Regions from separate parts of the Homo sapiens genome. Here region 2 is linked to region 1. A link is a loop called in an ENCODE intact Hi-C map of the cell type or tissue named here. Cell type or tissue: psoas muscle. All regions are shown on one strand. Links, peaks and the distances in the headings refer to the core of each region. The heading gives the core; the rest is flanking DNA.

Evidence for each region. Peaks named below come from ENCODE experiments on the same cell type or tissue, not always from the same donor. Only the 100,000 strongest peaks of a DNase experiment are listed, where the experiment ranks them.
Region 2: a loop joins it to region 1, with 2.0 times the contacts of the local background. A loop is called at or near these places in 3 of 110 quality-filtered maps.

The regions. Positions count from the first base shown.
Region 1 is chr13:40,343,023-40,345,937 of GRCh38, reverse strand. No RefSeq gene overlaps it. Among named protein-coding and RNA genes, the nearest start is that of LINC00548, 120 kb to the right of the region's middle. In psoas muscle, for the core only: no CTCF peak of the experiment used is centred there; DNase peaks (open chromatin) are centred at 1,187 and 1,577; H3K27ac peaks cover 2,500 bases.
Region 2 is chr13:40,597,240-40,600,154 of GRCh38, reverse strand. The region is part of intron 1 of FOXO1 (forkhead box O1); the gene reads left to right. Among named protein-coding and RNA genes, the nearest start is that of FOXO1, 68 kb to the left of the region's middle. In psoas muscle, for the core only: no CTCF peak of the experiment used is centred there; a DNase peak (open chromatin) is centred at 1,414; H3K4me3 peaks cover 1,374 bases; H3K27ac peaks cover 2,500 bases.

The DNA of each region.
Region 1 (2,915 bases), core at 110-2,609:
GCTTTTTGATCAAGAGCCATCAGGCAGCGCGTGGAGGGCCTCACCTAGTTCTTCCTCCTGGGCTTGGGCATGCTCTCCTCCCTGCTTGCCTCTGCTGAGGACTGTATTTCCTTGAATTCTGCCTACCTACTCCCAGCGGGGCTACAGGCGATTGTCTGCACCAGTCCTCACAGGAGGGTGCTCCCTGCCTTTTGGCAGTCAGTGCTATTTCTCTGAGCTAGGTAGCCTGCTCTAAATCTTACTAGGTTTACAAAGAGAATCCTCCATCCCACCTCTTTCTAGAAGAGGACTCTGAGACATTAATTGCGGTGAAGGCATGGGCCCTTGTTCACAAAGGGTGCCAGTAAGTCCTGGAGGAGTCCCTGCCCTGGTTTCTGGTTTATTCTTAAATCTTCGAAATCATCCAGTCCCTTCTCACTTTAAATTCAAAAGCACAGAGTGCTAAGCACTCAGGACCTCTCTTTTTGACTTGTTGGCTTTTCCTGGCAGAGATATTTAAGAGCAATTTCACACAATTGGCTGAATGTTTCCTCTCCATTCTCCCCACAAGTGTCTTTCAAGGAGAAGTGAAAACCCTGTGTTAAATGGCATCCTGGAGCTGGGAGAGCATCAGCTGCCTTGGCCCCAGGTCATGGACAGAGCTTATAAACTAACAAGCGCTGAAAGCAACTGTGAAGGCCATGGCCTCAAAGAGCCACTGATGCTGAGCCTGGGACTGACACGGGCCCATGCTGGGGCCAGTTACCATGGCCAGCCTTAAGTTTTCTGGATACTGGAGGCTTTGCAGAAATGATGCATTGAACTCAAACTTCCCGGTGCCAACTGGGACAACACAAACATAGGCCAGCTATTTATGTAGTTTTCCAGAGGCATCTGGGAGAGCAGTAGTCTGGAGGGCTCTGGAATTGTCTCCTCTCTGTTAACTGTGACGATGACTGGGCTGTCCTAGATGTAACATGCCCCCCACTGCACTCCCTGTGGCCGTCGCTCTTCTGCTCTCATGCTGTTGTAAATAAAAGCAACCGTTTAGGGAGCATTGGCTCTGTGCTAGGTACTTCATATGCATTATCTCAAGTCATAACAGCTGGAGAGCTATTCCTCTCACCCCTATTTTGCATAGAGAGGCCAAATGGTTGACCCAGTACAACCGCACAGAGTTCATACCCAGGTTGGCAAGAGTCCCACCTGATGGTGTTCCTGCACCCAGGATCCCACGTTGTGTTGTCTTTCCTGGAAGTCAGAGTCAGGTCATTATCCTGAGTGACAAGGAGGTTGCTTAGTAACCTAAACCAATCGAAAAGCATGAACTATGGCTTGACAGATGACTCGGTAAATTGTTTCCAGTCCTGGGCATGTGCAGTTCTGGACATTCCCAGAACTCATGGAACTACTTGGAAAGAAGGTGGTGAGAGGGAATGAGAGCCAAAAGAGAGATAAAGTGCTGGGACTATATGTAGACAAGAGTTGTCTACATAAATATGAAGGCTTTAAATTACACTTGCCTCGTGATTTCCCCTTCTATTGCTGCCTCTGTCTGAGGTTTCAGCCACAGCAGCAGAGCTTCACCAGCTGCTTATGCGTCAGAAAGGGCAGTGCTTGGGGCTTCTCCCCACTGACCAGGCACCCAGACCAGAACAAATGGTCCAGCCAGTGGGATTTATATTCAACATCATTATTATAGGTTACTATTTTTGACATGTATTTTGATTGGTGGCTTTACTTGTGATTTCAGGAGAACTGGTTATCAGTAGTGCCATCCTGCTCAAATATCTTCAAATACACACCACCATCCATGTGTGGGTTGATTAAGGAGCTGACGTTCATTAGATCTGCAGTCTCCTGACCTGATGTGCATCAGAATCACTGGGAGAACAAACAAACAAAAATGAATCCAAAACAAGCAACGAACAGACAGATTCTCAAGTCTTGCCAAGTCCAAAGATTGATTTGGTGGAGAAATTGTACTTTGAAAGCTGCCCAGGTAATAATTCTGGCATATAGCCAGGTTTGTAAAATCTTGAATGAACTGTCTTGGGCAAACAAAGGAATTCTAGTTTTTTATCTGCCAGCTTTTAAAAATTTCCCATCTTTGAAAGGAAAGTGTTACATTAATCACAAACTCCCATGGTCAAGGTGATAGCAAAACAACACTGTATTCTGGTTGGAACCTTGGAACATTCAGACCTTGGAGAGAACAAGCAAAACATTTTCATAATTATGATGTCATGTGGGTTGAAAGCAGAGTCTTGATTTGGGTTCCGCTGCTGCCCATAAACAGCTGGGTGGGAATTTGGGTCAATCCCTTCACTTCTCTATAGCTCCCTTTCCTCATCCCCAAAATGAGATGCTTGTTTGATTTCAGAGTTTCCTGCTAGGTCTACAATTCTGTGATTAGCATCTCTGCTCTCTGGAATATTCTTTTATGTCCGGTGACTTAAATCAGATTATCAAATATTTATTGAACACCTGCTATGTGTCCAGAAACTGAAATTATTTGAAAAATTGGATCTGTGGGGGAAAGAAGGGGCTGAGAAGGGACAAATACTAGTAAAGAGAAATGGATGGAGCTCAACAACTAAGAATTTTTGAACTCTAATAAATGTTTCTACTTTCTCGCTTAGAGCCATTATGTGTGAGTAAAGTGCAGGTTACAGTGAGACAACTGGCTGAAAGCAGCAAACAAATATAACCTGATAGATGGTAACTGAGGTACTCAGCCCTTTGGATGACAAATATTGCTAGGTGATAAAAAGCACTAATGCATCAGGTGTGAATCTGCTGCTTCAGGAAAAATGTATGACCAGAAGGGAAATACTGGTGATTTGACTGACAGGAACAGCTGGAGGCTCCTATAATTGTCCAGATAGAAAGCAGGAAAAAATAAAAAAGAAGTTGTGTGCTATATGGAAGGACCT
Region 2 (2,915 bases), core at 215-2,714, 250 kb before region 1:
CTCCTCCTGAAGTCATCAGGTTTTGAATAGCACTTACCATAATTTTTTAGGTGAGGATAGTTTTCAGCGCTGGGTCAGTGGGAAAAACTCCAGTTCAACTCTGTTGCCTCCACAGTAGAGCATGGAGTTGAAGCTTCTTGGAGTTTTCCTCTTTCTCTTCCCCTGGTTGGCTGGAACCATTTCATCATTTCATACTTGGGTCACTACACTGGTCTTTTCATCGGCTTGCTGCCTCCAGTTTCCTCCTTCACTCTGCTGTGGGCAAGATGACACATCACTTTAATTATAACATTTCACCTCCTGAAGCATCTTCAGACACTCTGCTACTTTGAGGATAAAATCTAAATCCTTTTGCTGGGCATCAAGACCACTCACCATCTGAAAGGCCCATCTTTCCAGCTTCCTTTCCTACAGATTCCTCTACCACCCCTCCGAGGCCGGAGGAGGGGCACTCCCTCCCTTTGAGGTATTTTACACTTTTCTGTGCTCCTAGCAGGGCATCCCTTTTCCGTACCCACCCTATCTAGAACCACTCAATGAAAAAAGCCAGGCTCACAAAGACACATGCCACACGATTCCATTTGTATAAATTTCAATAAACAAAACGAACATAAGTGCTAGTAAGTGACAGTACCTGTGAGTGGTGGTTTCACAGGGTCCACGTACAAAACTTCGTCCAGCTGTACACAGCCCATTTGAGCCTTTGGCTGTGTGTAAATTAGACCTCAGTAAAACAGTGCCAATCGTGTAAGGCTGTGGTGAGGCTTAAATTATATAGTGTAGTATATAAAATGCTGAGGGCAAGGCCTGGCATGTGGGGGAAATCCCATCTCTTTTAGACAGAAGCAGTCGCTCTCATTCTGAATTGTATAGTAGATAAATTCTTCCCTGACAAGACTAACTCTGCAAACAGACCTTGGAAGCTTTTTTTTTTTTTCAGCGTGTTTTTCACTTGACTTTTATTGCCATGTTTTGTTCAGTTGGTATCTTTGGTTTAATGTGGATATACTTGTTTTTTTTTTTTCTTGTTTATAGTGTAAATTTTTGATCAATAGAAATAATGGCAGTAGGGTGTGTTGTAGAAAGCTCTTAATGGAATAAGCAATTCTCCCTTCCCCCAAAACATTGTACATATCAAAAAGAACTTTATCTTAAAAGTGTTTCATACAACAAACAAGATTTATTTTCCCAAGTCATCTAGTTACCAGAGAAGCATCCATAAATGGTACTTAGTAGGAAGACATATGACTAAGGAAGACTTTCTTAATTGAGCTGTGAAAATGAAATAATAAACCATTTTGCGAGATGGCAAACTTCAGTGTATATATTAATCACCTGGGGATCTTGTCAGTTCTGATTTAGTAGGTCTGGGCTGAAGCCCAAGGTCCTGCATTTGTAACCAGCTCCTAGTGATGCCAGTGCTGCTGGCCTCAGAACCACACTGGGAGTAGAGCAGAGCTGGGGGTGTATTCAGGTTCAGAGATGGGACATTAGGAAGGGCAAAACAAGAACTTAGCTCATAAAAACCACCCCACAAATTTGGGTGGGTAGTGACCTTGTGAACCACATATATGTAAATATTCCTGAAAGAATCTATTCAAGAAAGTATCAACTTGTGTTTTAAAGTTTTGATGTTGTGTGATTTTTTTTTTGTGCTAGTGGAAAAGACTGGTTGATTTCATTAGTTTGTTTTTGTTCATTCGTTTGTTTTTGTTCCCTCTTGCAAATAATATATCAGAAATGGTCATGAATTCAATCAGAATTTTAGGGAAAGAAATTTATTTGTGTGAATGCCCCTTCTTTAAAGAAACAGTAACAACATCAACAGAAAAGCCCCAAAAACTGAACTAAAAACTACCATCCTGCCCATTTGTTACTGTATTTAATGCATCATACTTGACAAAGTTGCTACCCTGTGCCATATTCCACCTGAAGAGCCAGTTTCGCCGGTGTTCTGTCTGCTCACTTAACCATGAGTAGATTTCCATTTCCCTCCTCTGAACTGGGGCCTCTTTCATTCGCTTGTTCCGTTTTGCCTATCACAGTCTTGACTTGGTAGAGGATTTTATTCCCTGTCAGTCTTCAACCTCTGTTAGCCTATGATTTGAAACTGAGAAAAGTCCAAGTTGGAAATTGAAAACGAGAGCCCGATTCTCTGAGGCTGGGAAAGCCTCTGAGGACTTGGCCCGAGCACCGCCCGCCACCATAACAGGTTAACAGGAAGAATGTGGCTCTGCCTGCCGGCTCCTGGGCACATTCCTTTCTGTTTGGGGACTGAAGTACTGGACACACACATTATTAAATTACTTAATGAAGATTTTGAAGCACACCTCTAATCCCTTTGAAAAGGCCCTTTGAGCTGGAGAAGGGTGTGTGGGCAGTGAGAGAGAGGCGCCTTCACCCTGGTGAACAGGGCCCCTTAGAAGCTCCCAGGGTGCGAGTCAGCAGCGTTCCAAGGCTGACCATTACTTTCTGCCCTGAATTGGCAGAAGAGACTTAGGGGAAAGTTCTTTCTAGGGCAGGACCCTTCACCGGGGGAAGATGTAGGGTTTAGGCTCCAACCTTGACTCAGCATTGCCATTTACCATTTTGGCACAGGACCTTGTTGAAGCCATGACTAAGGGCCTCCAGGTGGTGGGCTGTCCTTTACAGGTCCTGATCACAGTTAGGGATGCAGCTCGGACTGATAAAAAAGGGCCTTGGGCTCTGTCAGAAATGTGTGTAGTTGAATTACATAGGTGATTCTGATAATAAAGATGTTTTTGTGTTCCCACTACCCTCTTATTGGGAAGATGTCTGCCTTAGAAAATAAGAGAACAGGCTCCAAGGCTGGGTGACCAGGAACTCATCTCTGGCAACAAACTCCAATAGCCTTTGTCTTTATCTGTGGTAATAATAATTATAATAGTCCTAAT